2 separate regions of the Mus musculus genome follow, and region 1 is linked to region 2. The links are chromatin loops, found by intact Hi-C in ENCODE. Cell type or tissue: left cerebral cortex. All regions are shown on one strand.

What was found. Hi-C counts contacts between places; a loop is a spot of excess contacts. Peaks named below come from ENCODE experiments on the same cell type or tissue, not always from the same donor. Only the 100,000 strongest peaks of a DNase experiment are listed, where the experiment ranks them.
Region 1: a loop joins it to region 2, with 3 times the contacts of the local background. A loop is called at or near these places in 5 of 42 quality-filtered maps.

The regions. Positions count from the first base shown.
Region 1 is chr6:124,411,422-124,419,421 of GRCm38, forward strand. Pex5 (peroxisomal biogenesis factor 5) reads right to left here and starts at 3,646. Exons shown (of 16, transcript NM_001277805.1): 1 at 3,552-3,646; 2 at 2,866-3,029; 3 at 2,586-2,621; 4 at 2,148-2,280; 5 at 1,848-1,979. The coding sequence starts at 3,012. D830015G05Rik (a long non-coding RNA gene) reads left to right here and starts at 3,651. Exons shown (of 4, transcript XR_378022.4): 1 at 3,651-4,470. In left cerebral cortex, CTCF peaks have their summits at 690 (motif pointing left) and 4,554 (motif pointing right); DNase peaks (open chromatin) are centred at 2,849, 3,076, 3,757, 4,124 and 1 more place; H3K4me3 peaks cover 2,582 bases; H3K27ac peaks cover 2,712 bases.
Region 2 is chr6:124,459,858-124,467,857 of GRCm38, forward strand. Clstn3 (calsyntenin 3) reads right to left here and starts at 4,927. Exons shown (of 18, transcript NM_153508.4): 1 at 4,564-4,927; 2 at 2,253-2,375; 3 at 1,675-1,870; 4 at 1-117. The coding sequence starts at 4,627. In left cerebral cortex, no CTCF peak of the experiment used is centred here; DNase peaks (open chromatin) are centred at 4,266, 5,039, 5,712 and 5,958; H3K4me3 peaks cover 3,851 bases; H3K27ac peaks cover 2,763 bases.

The DNA of each region.
Region 1 (8,000 bases), 48 kb before region 2:
GCCCCAAAGACACACATTGGGCTAAGACTCTTAAGCGTGTGGCCTGGCTGAACAGAGTAACAGCTCCGTCCACAGAGTTATTCCCAGTGACACCTAAGGAGAAACCTAGACAACAGACTGTCAAACTGTCCACTGTGCTCCTATCTGTAGATCAGCGCTGCCCCCAACCCGGGCCAGAGGCACTTCTCTGCAGTGTCAGAGTGCTGAGACTAAGGGACCGTCGCACACTCAGCACTAAACGGGACGTCTCGCTCACCCCACCTTGCCAAAGGGGATGTCTCAGAAGAGTGAGTGGAAAGAATGTGGGAACCAGAGGCTGGAGTGGGGTGCTGTGAGACTTACTGTTAACATGTATAAAATGCCTAAGAAAAATAAAAAGATATTCTACTTAAAAAAAAAAAAAATGAACCAGGTGTGGTGTCGCACACCTTTATCCAGCACTTGGGAGGCAGAGGCAGGCAGATTTCTGAGCTCGAGGCCAGCCTGGTCTACAGCCAGGGCTATACAGAAGAACCCTGTCTCGAAAAACCAGAAAAAAAAAAATTGGGCTGGAGAGATCACTTAGTGGTTAAGAGCACTGACTGCTCTTCCAGAGGTCCTGAGTTCAATTCCCAGCAACCACACAGTGGCTCACAACCACCTGTAATGGGATCTGATGCCCTCTACTGGTGTGTCTGAAGAGAGCAACAGTGTACTCAGAAATAAAATAAATAAATCTTTAAAAAGAAAAAACATTAAAACCAAAAACCAAGTCACTCACAATGCTGCTTTATCTTAAGCAAGTCATAAACTCAGTATTCTTATCTAGAAAATGGTCCTAAAAACAACAGCTAGAACTTGGGATCTTGCAGAGATAAGTAAACAACACATTCAATGCACTTAACACAGAGAAGCTGATATTATTTCTATTGTTACAGATGATCTTTACCCTCAAAGACCATCCATAAAGAAATTAGTTTCTAAAACCCATACAGATACAAAGTTCTGAAGACTGAAGTCTCTTACGTGAAATGATATATTTACATATAACCCACAAAAATCCTCCCATTATTCTGACATCTCTAGATGACTTATAATACCCTATATAATGTAAATGTTACATATATAGCAATTATATCAATTAGGAAATAGTGAATACACACACACACACACACACACACACACACACACACACACATGGCCAGGCATAGTGGTTCATACTTGTAGTCCCAACATTCAGGAGGCGAGGGCAGGAAGATCTCAGTTACACTGGAATTTGGAGGACAGTCTGGACTACAGAGATCCTGTCTAAAAACTCAAAGAGCATGTATACGTTTAGTGCAGACATACATTTTCCATTTTCTATCCACAGTTTGTTCAATCTACAAATGAAAAGCCAATATATATACAGGCAGCCTAGCCAGACTTCAGGGTTCTGAACTCCACAATCAATTTTCTCAGACCCCAGTCCTACTCAAGATGGTTGAATTGCCAGAGTCCTAGGTGCCGAGATGAATACTGCTCTCTTCCTGGGCTACCCATCCAATCTCTAGCTCCTCTCCACTAGACTTAAGCAGTCAAGTTACTGATAAAGAGGCAGATCTAATCTCTCATTCATATTCTCTCTCTCCCTCTCCACCCCCTCTCTTTTTTTTCCAACCAAACCCACTTTTCTCTTTATTATGTTTTGATTACCTACAATTGTTATAAGAAGTCACATTTAACATCCTACAGAAATGAATCAAGAAACTAGAAAAGTCATTAGTAGCGAAAATCACCTTCCATCCCAAGAGGAATCAGGACGCCCAGCAACACAGGACATGTAAATGCTCCCTAACAACTACTACAGATGTCCCCACAAGCCTCACCTGTAACTTCGGCGATGAATTCTTGGGACCAGTCGGTCTCATTATAATCTTGAGCTACATCCACAGCATCTCCAGCTGCAAGAAACTCCTGGGCCCAATTCTCAGACAAGGCCAAATCTGCCACACCAGGGGCTTAAAAGAGACAAGAGAAGACTAAGAAAAAAAGAAAACAGGTTCCTTCACACTCACTCATGGGCAACACCTCCTTTTTCTCCTCAGCATCTCAGTCCCCCGATGCCAGCAAAACCCAAGGATGGAAGCCCTCTGGCCTCTTCCCGTCTTACCAGGCCCTGAACCCACCTCTCTGAGGAGCCTGGCGAAAGTTTGACTGTTCAATCTCCTGCATCTCTGCCAGGAGGTCATCCATCTTGAAGGTCTGAGGGGCTCGGGATACAAGAGTTGCATTCTGGTCCTGCAGGAATTCTGACACCAACTATTACAGAGAGATGGTCGGATGAACATTAGGATCAGAGGGCCTCAGCCAGAGGCAGGGCCCACTGATGTTGGACAGAGAAACGAAAACTGGAGATAAATAAAGAAAAAAAAAAATCTATCTGTAAATTTGGAAACCAGAAAAATACCCCAAAAAGTAGACGAAAACATTGGCAGGCAATCTCATTTGGTAAAGAGAGTTCAAAGACTGAAGTATGAGTGGACTGATTTAAAAAAAAAAAAAAATCACCACAACCCCCCCCCCCAAAAAAAAAAAAAGACAGAAAAGAAACTTGCTCTGTTTACCTCGTCTTCAGTTCCTACTCCCAAAGGCTTGGAAACCTAAGATAAGAAGGAAAGAGACAATAGCAGGCTACAACCCAACTCTAACTCTACTGCTTAGGTGGCCTGAGGCAAGTCAAGAGCCTTCACAAAGCCTCAGCTTCTTTGTCTATAAAATAGTAGTCCTTGTCTGTGTAAAGCCGCACAAGGCTCACTCCAGTGTTACTGAATGGTGACTGCTATTACTTTAACACAGAGAAAGCAGCTGTCAGGTGGAAGAAATAGGCTCTCCTAGAACACTCACGGTCTCTGCTGCTGAGGCTCCCGGAGGCCAGGGGCCAGGCCTCAGTCCCTCCTGCCGAAGGGCCTTGTCCTGGGTGAAATGGGTGGCCAGCTTCATCAGCGGGTTGGCACCCCCACATTCGCCCTCCACCAGCTCCCGCATTGCCATGGTGACCAGCAGCTTCCCTGATGGACAGAAGATTAGAACTGTGGTCGGGAAGCCAGACTTTCCCAACGCACGCCTCAGGCCCTATCTAGAGCAGATGGGCCCACGACGGCTCCACAAGGGCCAGGCCCCCGGGGCCACCCCCCGAGGTGTGTCTGGAGTCCAAGAGGAGGCTGTGTCCTGCCTTCCCACTCGAAACGCTGCTTTCGGCTCGGGCTTCCCCTCCAGCGGACGGCAGCTCAGACACCACCCGCCAACAGCAGCTCTACAAAAGGGCCTGGACCCCTGGGGAGCACGGGGAGCGCATCATAAACACGGCTAGACCCGAACTCTAACCTGACGAGGGACAGCGGGGACGCCTTCCACCGTACACCGGGACCCACACCCCCGGTCAGGCGCCAGCTGCGGGTCCCGATCCCAGCTCGTGTCACCTGAGCCCCCTCCCCGGCCGCGCCCGTCCCCGCCCAGCGCCCCGCGCCCCCAGCCCCGTCGCCCCAGCCTCGACCCCGTCCCACGAGGCCACCGCAGCGGCGGGGACTTACGGGCCTCGACCCCGCGCCCCCAGGCTCCAATGCTCGCCGTCGCGGGCCGCACCGTCCGACCGGCCGAGGCACCCGGAGTGGGCTGGGGGAAGGGAGGGGGCGGGAGCAAGGGGGCGGGACTCGGCCTTAAAGGGGCCGGGACGGCGGCGCTGCGGCCCAGCTCAACGGAAACGGGTAAAGGGGCGGGGCCTCAAGCTTGCGCAGCGTGATGGGCGGAGCCGAGATCCTTAAAGGAGACAGTCCTGGACAGTTGGATTGGGGAAACCTGCAGTAGTCCCTAGAACGCCAGGATTTATTAGTGGAAAACTCAGAGGACTGGAGCTAGAAGAGGCCTCTCTGGCTTTGGAGAAAAACCAAGGTTTCAGGTTCCACGGTTCAGCTCTCTTTCCTGGTTCTCCTGCACCTCTAAATCGCCCAAACTGAGCCCGGGAGATTTCGGAGGTCAAATCTATGACCTGCTTCGGCCTCCTAGGCCTGACCCCCCTTCCAACAGACGCTCCTTCAGGACAGCGTCACAGCCTCCAAGGAGACAGGGGCCTGCCTCTACCATCTCTGCGTAATGAAGAAAATAGCTCCGGATGATGACAAATTCTGGTGACTAAAATAGGGTCCAACGCATTTTGAGACCTCAATCCTGTAATGGATGGGGAGAGTGCTGTGAGTCACTCCTCTCTCCTCTTTCCTACTGGTCAAGGTCACGATGGCCTGATTCCCTGCAGCTCCAAGTTGGGGAAACGTGGCAAGGAATACCTTTGATCAGGGAATATGAACCTAAGCCTCAGGCTCCACCATCTGCCAGAGAAATGGCTCGGGTGCCAGACCTCAAGGTCACACTGGAAAGCAAACCTTGATAGCTCACCTAGGTCCAAGACCGACGGACTCCTTGACGTCCTGAGAAGGGGAGGGGTTCAGAGTGCTGGTAGGTGGGCTAGGAGGAAACTGGTTCTAGAAAGGCCTGACGTACGTCCCAACCCGGGGTGCGGGAGAAGCAGGTAGTCTGTAGGTGGCGCCCTGGGGCAGGCTTGGTTCTTTGCTGCCCTGATGATTTCAAAGGTAGCCTTCCTCAGGGAACACAGGCAGTGTAAATTCGTCCCTGGGAAAATAGAAATTGCCCTTATAACTGCAGTGGTTGAACAAGGCAGAATATTGTGCAATGTTTCTGTCTTTAGTACACTGTCAGTATCTTTCAGAGGCCCTAACACACACACATACACCCATTCTCCTTGACCACAAATTTCATCCCTGTCCACTGTTTCCAGGCTGCCATTGTAAAGAAAAAAACACCTAGCAACGAATAAACTAAACCACACCAAGGAGGAAAGGATGCCATCTTGGAAGATGAATATGTTAAAACAGGAGAATCTCTGGAGAAAGCAGTGTTTAAGGAAAGCATATGATGGTTTGAATTTCTGGTCATGGGGAAATGGGAGAGCATCTCCCAGAAGCATTCAAAACGCATCACACACATAACCTCCTACTCTGCTAGGAGGTTAGTAACTGATTAGCAGGAATTTACCATGCCAAGATCTTGGGAGAATAATTGAGATAATAACCGATGCTTATGAAATGCATGTTAACCCCCAGGTGTTGCCTTAAGCACTTGGTGAGCATTAGCACTTTTAATCATAATCTTCATAATACTCCTATGAGAAAGCTATTACTAACCTCCTTTTACAAATAAGACTTGCACAAAAATCAAATAGCTAGGAAGTCAGAATCGATGCAAGCAGTTGGCAGCGTGGCTCAGTGGTAGAGGTGTTTATACACAGGCCTAAGGGCCTGAATTTAATCCCTTGGGCCCACAAAGTAGCAGAAAAGTTATTTCCCCTGAGAGTTGTGTACACACACACACCACACATACATCGTATACCGCACACAAATTTAAACAGTGCAAGCACCAGACACCTACAGCCCTGCATCCCAGACTTGGAGAAGTCTTCCTTGTAGACCTTAAAGACCTTTGATATAAGCCAAAGACTTCTTCACAATGCCTGGCCCACAGTCCCAGGGGAAAGGCTAAATTAAGTTATGTGGGTGCTTAATATTTATAATTAGCTCATTAAAGTTTTAAATATGAAACCATATCTTCTTCATCTAAGTTCAAAGTTAAAATCATATTTTACCCATAAAATAAGAAGTTATAAAATAAAGGTAAACATTCCTTAATATTTAGCCAATTCAAGAGGAATAGGCTGAAATCCTCTAATTTTCAGACCCAAGTTACATCACCACAGGCTTGATTTAAACATTTTTCAAATACTGACTTATATGATCCACTTCATAACTATTAATGTCAAGGCATCCCTGTTTAACAGGCGAGGGAACCGAGACAAAAACTGTTGGATCTTGCCTGGGACTGTGATATGGGTTTTAAAAGCTGGGACTTGCATCTAGGCCATTAGCATCAAGCTTTGTAAAGAGCCAATCAATGAACACGTTTGGATCTACACTGTCTGTCCCTGCTTCTCTGTCATTTCACAATAGGGCCATAGAACAAGCATGGCGGTATTCCAGTCAAAGTTCTTGTGAGCAATGAAGATACTGCTTCATTTAACTTCCACGATAAACCATTCTTATAACTTTATTTCAATTGCTTTAAGGGGGGGGACCCCACATGCCCAGCTTTTAGACTGTACGAAAACAGGGCACAGGCTCCGTCGTGCTTTGCTGGCCTCTGACCTAGATAGCCCAGTTCCTGGATCTTATTTTTCACTGTGTAACCAGACTCAAGCTTGCTGCAATTCCCAAGCCTCCACATCCTGTATGCTAGGATCGTGGACATGAGCTGCTGTGCCTGGCTTCAATGGAGAGGGGCATTATGGTGGTTCTCATGTAGCCCAGGCAGGCCTTGAATTCCCGGTCCTAGTTCTCCCTTCTGAGTGCTGGTATTACACACGTGTGACACCACACCCCTTGCTGAGATGAGCTCTGTCCCTGCCGGGATCCCTAGGCTGATTTCCTGACCAATAATGAAATCCACTTCTAGCTTATAACTTAACCAATTTTGTCAATTCTGTGTTCTTTAAGTGCAATTTACATTTACACAATTTCACTTGAACAAACAAATTTCTTTGTACGTTTTCAAGTCCACATTCTTTTCTCTTGGAGGGGGATGCTTTAGTTTGTTCTTGTTCTTGTTCTTACTGTTGTTCTTGTTTTTAAGACCAGAATCCATCAAGACATAGTAGTGCACAACTTTAATCCCAGTACTTGGGATGCAGAGGCAGGCAGATCTCTGAGTCAAAAAAAAAAAAAAAAAAAAAAAAAAAAAAAAAAAAAAAAAAGAAAGAAAGAAAGAAAGAAAGAAAGAGAGAGAGAGAAAACAAGAAAAGAAAAAAAGAATGAGGATCCAAACCCCCTCCCTGGGGTTGCTATACAAGAAATTGTGAACCAAGGTCTTCACACAGGCACATTTGGAAGGGTATCTTCTTTTAATTCAGTTGAGGTAAAAGTCTTACATAGTACTCAGAATCTCATATCACACTGCAAAAAATGTTCAGGTATCAATCAAAGTTCCCTCACTTACCAAGACCCCCGAACATCTCAGGCTGGACCGTATCAACATAAGCGCCCAGTTCTGAGATGACAGAGGCATTAGCGTTATTTTAGGGTACTTATCATTTAAGAAAAAGCTTCATTACCACAAAGGGGAGTTAATTGAGTGAGGAAAAGAAATCAGCAGAAAGGGCAGAGTGGAAGTGGGGGACACTGGGGCCAAATAAGAACAAAATATAGTGATATTTGTACAGAAAAAATATCACAATGACAACCTATTTCTTTAAATGCTAATCAAATAGTTCTAAAATGTTTCATTGAGCAATTATAAATCCTTCTGAATCGACAAAACACACAGAGCCAGGCTGGGAATACAGCTCAGTGGTAGGCCACTTGCCGAGTATGTGCCAGGAGCAGCAAGAAGTCCCCATGCCCAAGGCTCAAAGTTCATTTCAAACATTAAAAATTACAGATCCCCAGCAAAGACACAGAAGATATATTTTTAAAATACTGCTGCCAAACCATATCTGTTACCTCACCACTCGAAACAGCCAATGACTCAAATACAGGTTGTAGGGCCAAGGAAAAAGATTTACCTGAAAGCCATCAAAACTAAAGATGGACCGTATGACCGACAAAGACTCTCTGGAAAACTAAGGTGTCTTACCCTGTTTTAACAGGGCCAGGGGATGGGGAAGGAATTGGTACAATAGTAGAGAAAGAGCCGGTGACTAGAGGCTTTTAGGCAAAGCTCACTGGCCTGAAATAGGATAGTCTTAATTACCTATATCTTGGTGTCATCAGCCCTGGAGGGGAGCAGAGAGCTTAGGGAGGTTTAGGTCAAATTAATCTTATAGTTCCAGAGAAGACATTTCTGACGTGGTTAATAGGATGTGAGCAGAGTTGAACAGAGATCTGACCCAAAGGTTAAGGTAGCCAAGGGGAACATTGGTA
Region 2 (8,000 bases):
TCCACACGTAAGATCCGATCATACAGCTTCCCCTCCGTCACTGCAGCACGGTACAGACGCTCCACAAAGACCGGGGCAAACTCATTCACATCATTGACCCGAACATGCACGGTTGCCCTGCACGCATAGGAGCAGAATCGATATGGAAGCCTTAGCCAGCTTCGAGCACTGAGGAAACTGCAATCAGGAATCCTGATTGGGAATGAGGGCAGGAGGGGGCCAGTCTACTCCTGAGACTGCTCATCCCCACTCCACAGGATACTGGGCTGTACATAACAGATAGAAAACCATACAAGGGAGAGGGCTCAAGGAAAGGAAGAATGGTATGGGGGAGAGGGAACAAGCCCCGGAGAATATCAGAAGCCATGTTGGTGATTTTTGTCCAGAAGGCAACATAGGAGGAGGAGGAGGACGGATAGGTTCAGCGTACCTCCAATCCCTTTCAACTGCCCTCTCTGTCTATCCACGTGCTCCACAACATAGCTCTGAGTGTATCTGCGAGCCCTCACTAGGATGCCAAGGTGAGGGGAAAGGCAACAAACTAAAATATATTTCAAAATAAAATTCAAAAGGTCCCTGACTTAGCAAAAGTCTGATCTTACAGAAGAAATGAAAAAGACACAGACAAAAAAAAAAAAAGTTAAAACCAGCCATCAAGGAAGCGGTGTTTGACTAGAATTCCTTTGTCTGAACTGAGTAGTTCACCAGCCTAAACTGTACATGTCAGTCGGGACCCTTCCCAGGCCAACAGAGCCAGGTCTAGGAACGTCATTCTATACCTTGCCTCTAGCCAAGAGCCAGGCTCTGAGGCTCAGAGACAAAGATCTTCTCTCTAAATGGGAAACTAAGTCACAAAGACCTTCTGATCTCCGCTGCCTCTCAGTGATCCAGGATTCCTTACTGCTGAGCTTTCCACCATTCTCAAGTGAGAAGTTAGCTAGTAACAGATGTTGGTGTCTGAGGCCCAGTCTTCCTCTATGGAGAAACCATCCCCTACCCTCCCTGGCCCCTCCAAGCCGTGTGTTGCAAGTGGACCAGAGGAGGTACTTGGAATGGGTCTGGCTGCATGTAGAATTTGCTTGTCCATCACAATGCCCCTGTGCTCTGCAGCAGGTGCAAAGGTGCAGGCTTTTTATACAAACCACCTCCTATAATACACCCAGTAACATCTCTACCCCATAGACAAGGAAAAGCAAGTTCAGAAAGGCTAAGTACATTGCCCTAGGTTGCAAAAGGCAAAGTGGGGTGAGATGTCATGGAACTCTTGTGTCTGTCTGCCTGTGACCTTGACTAGAGATCCCTACACTCTATGAATAGCAGGGGTGGGGTGACATTCAGTTAGTATGGTCAAGGACTAAGAGCACTATTTTTATGTTAGAACAAACAGTAGTCAGTTGACAAGTGAGAAAGAAGAAAATAGATGCTATTACTCATGATTATCAGTAACTTTGCAATAGTAAATTTAGGGCTGGAGATATAGCCCATTGGTAGTGTTTCCTGGGTGTAGGTGAGGTCATAGGTTCCACCCCCAGATTTGGGTTGGTCTATCCTGCAATGACTGAACTTGCTCAACTGAGCATCATAGTATCACCTAGCAAAGGAGAGCCCTGTCTCTGGGAAAGCATTGTTGAAGGAGGGAGAAGGGTCCCATAACAGATAGATAGCCTTCCTCACTTGTGAGACTTCTTGGTATTGGTGCCATCGGGTCCCTCGCCACAGTCATAAGCCTGAATGGTAAAAGTGTGTTCCTTCTGGGCCTCACAGTCCACGGGCTCCTTAGCCCGGATCAGCCCTTCACCCGTTGCCTTGTCCAGGATCACAGCCTCGAAGGGTACCCCAGATCCATGGAGCCGGAAGCCGCAGATCTCACCTGGCAAGGCAGGAAAAGATGTGAGGACCCCATGACCAGCCCGCAGACTCTTTGGCTGGGTTGTGCCCAGTTATACATCTCCCCCCAAACTCCAGACCTACTCTTGATGACATGAAATATCAATGACATCCAATTTCCCTGAGCAACAAGCAGGTCTAAGGTCTGTAAAATCTAATAATGTGTTTAATCCCTGGCTGCTCAACTCTGACATGCTCCATTGCACCTTAGGTTCTTCAGCGCAGCCCATTCTCCTCCTCACACCCCCTTCCTCTGATGCTTTCCCTGGGCTTGTGCCCACCTTCCCATTGCTCCAGCTCCTATGACCTCTCACCCCTCCCTTCTCTTCTGCCTTCCCACCCACTTTCTCAATCCTGCCAGTTACCTGCATAGCGCAGTGGAGCATCTTTATCCAAGGCAAAGAGTGGTGGGTTCAACAGGACCGTGTTGTCATTCTCCATGACAATGCCCTGGTACTCTGCCTCGATCCATGGCTTGTGCTTGTTGGCTGGCCCCACCCCAGGAAGAAGAGAGAAAGTGAGCTGACCATCCACTCCCAGGATGCTGCCCTTGTTAACCCTGCACCCAATAGCGACCCCTTTTTCATGCCTTGCCACCTTGCCGGAGGGAGAAGGATGAGCTACAGAAGGAACCAGCAACTCTCGTAGGAGGTCACAGCCTTCTATAACTGGAGAGACAGTTTCATGGCAACTACCTTCCTGTGGGGAAGGGACTACTGTCTCTCCCTGAGAATCATGGTTAGGGGTAGAGAATCTCCTATAAGGTCTTTTTTTGCCGTAGCAAATGGTGATGGGAACCTCAGGAAACAATGGTGAGCCCTCGGAAGGTCTTGAGAAAGGACGGGAAGGATGAACTGAGAGTTAAGACTTGGGGCAAGAGTAGAGCCCAGTTTCCTGAAATCTCAGTCGTTTACCCCCTTTCTACCCCTTCTCCCACCTGCTGGATTTCAACCCTTCACCCTATACTTCTCCAGATCGGGCCCAGACTTCAGACCGCTCTCCCAGAAAAGGAGAAAGGAAAGAAGGCAATTATATAGGACAGCAGGAGGGGGCAGAGGGGAAGGGATAGAAGATAGAAATCAGCGCTGTGCCTGGACCCATCCTAAGGGATTATGGAGCTGGCCTAGAAACACAGCAAATCCCTCCCTTCCCATCCCCACACCCAAGAGAATACAATCATAACCGGTACATTCTAGGTCCTCTCGGGATCTCCACACCCCGTGCTCCCCCACAGACCTGTCTGAACCCTAATTTTGCCTATTCCACATCACACTGTCTCCTACCAGACTCCTCTCAAGGAGGGTCTCTTCCCCAGGATCAACTTCCTTCAAGCTCTCGAGATGTCATAGGGAAAACATACATCCCTAGAACCAACCTCCACCACTTGCTCCACCTAACTCCACTATGCCCCCCATCCATGTTCCCAAAGGCAGACATGGAGAGGGGAGGATAGATCATCAGAGAGAAACTGAGTCACCAGAGGGCTCTCACCCCAGTGTCTCATGATGAGCAAGAAATTTTGATTTCTGTCCATTCCCATAACCACAGCCCAACCAACATCCTGGTATCTGCAGGCCTCTCCATTTCGTGGGGATGACCACCGTAACCCTCTCCCTTAATGAAGGCCTCGAGATGGTGTATGGGAGGCCGAGCAGGAAGTGAGAAGAAGCCTGAGAGCCAGGAGGACCACCCTGAGGTAGGAGCTCCAGCCAGACATGGGAGACAGCAGACAGAAGAGCAGAGGGTACCAAGGGCCGAGCCAGGCACCCTACAACCCTGTCTTTATGCCCTTACCAAATGAGCCCTCCTTCCTACCCCTGTCTTATGTCTACCTGCTGCCCTATATCCGTTCTTCATCCCTTCTTTGCTTCCTGGCTCTTCCTTGATTTCCTCCTCCCCCACTTCTCTCCTTTCCTCCTTCTGCCTCTACCTTCCTCCTTTCTGATCCACTTCTTATTCCCACTCCTCACCTCCCCTTCCCTCCTCAGATTCCCTTCTCACCTCCTTCCTGGAGCACCCCTCCACACACACCCTTTTCTTCCCTTTTCAGACTTTCTCTGTCCCCTCTACCTACCTGAACCCTCGGCCCCTGGCCCCAACCTCCCCTTCCCTCTGACAGTCTCACCCAGTTGAATTTATCTGCTCTCTGCCAGAGAGGGCAGCTGTGGTAACCCACAACCCAGCGGATGCAGGCAGAAGGGTATGGATGCAGAGAGACACGAAAATACATACGTGCTCGGAATTACTGAGCTGCGGTACACAGTTTCTCCCCAGGAAGGGATGAAGACAGCCAGATGGATCTGCCACACACCCTTAGTATGCATGAACACCCAGTGAAACGGAACCTGAGGGAATGTCACCCTCGGGGAGCAAGTCCCTTTGAGACAGGAGGTATCTACCAGCATGGAAGGGTTGGGGGAGGGGGCAGAGAGACCCCAGGTGGGAACAGATATACAAGCAGGATGTTAGGCAAGCACATGTAGAGATGGACCAGCGAGGAGGAGCTGGCCCTTGGAAGTGAGAGCCAGTCTGAAAAAAGGATGGAAAGGGGGTGGTGAGAAAGGAAAGGACACCTGTCTCGGACACCAGAGAGCCTGAACATCCCCTTCCCTCCTTACCCCCATATTGCTCAGCCTGACGCCCCAGTTCAGAGGCTCCCATCCCCGTCTATCTCACCTTTGTTGCCAGAGCTGATTTGAAGCAGAGAGGCCAGCAAAAGGGACACCAGCAGGAGGGTCATGGTGCGGTGCTAAGCACGCCAGGCCAGGCGTTCCTATCCCCTGGGAGCCTCAAGCCTGCTAATGCCACCTTGGGGGAGAAATGCAGAGACTACGAGGGAAGGGCAGGGGGACAAGATCGGAAAGGAGCCTGCCGACCACTCTAGTCCATATAGCAGATGTGTTCAGACCCGCTGGGTGGCTGAGATGGGGGACTTGCAGTAGCTTCTCTCTTCAGTCTCCAGCCCAGCGTCCTCACTCTCGCTTGCTCTCTCTATCTCTCTCTCACTCCCACCCCATCCCCGCTACTGCAGGATGACGTCAGCACAGCCAGGCAAGGATTGATGGGGCCGCTGGCCAATTAGAAGACTGAGGGCACCAGGTGCTGCAAGGGGGGGTAGGGAACCAATGCGACTGGGGAGCAGGGGCGGGAGAATGTGTTAGGGCTTTTTCCCCTGGCTGCAGTTTGGGGGAGCAGAGGAACTGCGGGGGCTAGAGAGGAAGCAGGAAAGCCATGGAGTGGGTAGAAGATACGAAGGATATCAGAAGACCTAGCCGAAAGGCAGGAGGTAGGGTGAGACAGAGACGTCAAGAGCCTTGGGGGTGGCCAAGAGAGGCAGTATCCACGTCACCCACCCCCAATTCTGCATTAACCTCTTTCCACAGCCCATTCCATTAGCTAGTCCCTGCTGCGTGCTTTCTGGAAACCTGGAGGCAAAACCTCGAGTAGGAAATTCTAGCATTTCAGTTCCAACTCAGGGCCCTGTGGGCGACAGCGGAGGGCCAGAAAAACCTAACGGACAGATAGACAGACAAAAAAAAAAAAAAACAACAACAACAACAAAAAAAAAAACCTATGACAAGAGCCCTAGGTGAGGAAGAGGAAGGACTCCCGGCAGCCCTTTCCACACACGCTCCTGGAAGGGCAGTTCATCTGCATCTGAGATCGTCTTTTCTTACTGCTTACAGTCCCTGATTTCCCCACCTTAAACTGTGATCGAGCTGCCCCACATCATTGGTCAGTTTGGGAGGCAAGTGGGCAGCTGCAGACATGGTACACAATGATTTCAATATCCTCCAAGCCGTTAGGATGTGCCTTGGCTGAGGGCTGATGGTATCCAGGACTCGGAACTGAGAGGGAAACCCTGGGTCCCAAATCAAAGAGTATAAAATCTTCAGCCTTCCCTTGAACTCATCCCTCACTGATGGTCATTTCCTCTGCCTCCCCAAACATGCCCCAGAAGACCAAGAACACCCGTTTAAGAACCATATTCAGCCAATGGTAAGGGGGCAGGGGAAGAGCTGTGAAGGCCTAGAGTCCAGGCCTTTAGTACTGTGGCTCCTGTCTCCTGTGGCGGTCCTCACTCCCAACTCACACCTCTGAATGCCCCCTCCCTCCCCTTCCTCTCAGTCTAAGAATAAAGCCAGAACTCACAGCTGCTCCACACACTGCCTGCCACAGCAGCCTCCAGTGGAAGCCCGTCCCTCGGGGTTCCCAAACCTGACCGAAATGACTCGGAGGCCAAGACTGACACTCAGAAAGCTCAAGTTCTGAATGACAGACAGCTCTAAGGTCATTCCACAGAAAAAGCTGAAGCCAGGAATGACTTTGTTAAGTCTCAGTCGCTCCAGGGCTACACACAGCAGACCAGAGCCCATCACTGCAGCGGGGCAGAGTGGGGCTGCATCTCTTTATATATATATATATATATATATTCTAAATAATTTATTTTAAAAATGTATTCAAGGCCTTATAATCTTGGAATTTCTTGGGGTTTTAGGCTTTAGACTTTTTTTTTTCAATTTTTTTTATTAGGTATTTTCCTCATTTACATTTTCAATGCTATCCCAAAGGTCCCCCATACCCACTCCCCAATCCCCTACCCACCCACTCCCCCTTTTTGGCCCTGGCGTTCCCCTGTACTGGGGCATATAAAGTTTGCAAGTCCAATGGGCCTCTCTTTGCAGTGATGGCCGACTAGGCCATCTTTTGATACATATGCAGCTAAAGACAAGAGCTCCTGGGTACTGGTTAGTTCATATTGTTGTTCCACCTATAGGGTTGCAGTTCCCTTTAGCTCCTTGGGTAATTTCTCTAGCTCCTCCATTAGGGGCCGTGTGACCCATGAAGCTGCATCTCTTACTGCAGCAAGGAACCAGCCCTACTAAAGCCCTGGTTAGCTGGGTCTTCCCACACTGTGTGTGGGGACTGACTTGAAGTCTGTGAGCCTCCTTTTCCAGACAGCCCCCTTGACTCCCCAGTCTACTCCTGTCTACACTGGGAACAATGTCTCCCTCCCAACCTGTCCCAAAAGAACTTGGAACACTACCTAGATGTCCTAAGTAAGAACTTCACCCTTCCAGACCCTTCCTCCCACTCTCTTCCTCTTCCAGGTCCCACTGAGAAGCCATGTTGGAGTGGGACAACATTGGAACCTGTTGGCTTAGCATGCATTTCCCTGCCTCTCACTCACAGTCTTGACAGAGCTATGGCAGGCAGGAAGCAACTGGCTGGACATGAGAGCCCTTACTAAGTCTCGGGCCCCACAGACATCAGTGGTCCAAGAAAGGTAGTGTTGCTAGGGCTCGGGGGAGACAAGGAGATCAGCCACCAGTAGAACCGCATAGTGATGAAGATTCCCAGCACCTTCTGGAACTACTTTATGGAACCCAAGGTGGGAGCAGAGTTTGAGGAGGGTCTAAGTTTTGTGGATGGGTGACAGTGCTGGGTCCCTTTCCCCTGCATTGACAGGGCACAGGGCAGATGAGCCAGAACAGTGACTCCTCCAGCCCAAGCCAAGGACAATGACCACCAAAGCAGGACATACATGGTGGTCCCAAATAACAAACCATAATACGTCTCTGGGACCAACAAACTCTTATGCTCCCCAACTCCTTCCTACTTCTTCCTTACCCATTCTATGTCTTTAATAGAATAATTTATTTAGTTTGTCTTCTCTTAAATATTTTTATGTGGATGAATGTTGTCCTGCATGGATCTATGCCCCACTGGGTCCCCTGGAACTGGAGTTGCAGACAGTCATGGGCTACCACGTAGGTGCTGGGGATTGAACACACGTCCTTTGGAAGAGCAGAAAGTGCACTTAACTGCTGAGCCATCTCCCCAGTCTCTTCCTTGCCCCTTTGCATCATCAGTCACAGGAATACAAAGTACAGGCCAATGAGCCCACATGTGTTCATCCTGAAGCCTGTGGCACTGGGTTTGCCTGAGTCTCTCTCACTTTGTCTCCTCGGTCGCATCTCCCCACACTTTTCCTGCTTCTCCTTTGCAGACAGAGTCCCCTGCTAATTAACCCTGACACCAGGGCCCCCACAGGACTTGGTTCCTGGCTTTCTTTCTCTTGCCTGTACAGTGTGAGCTAAGTCAACTGCTCC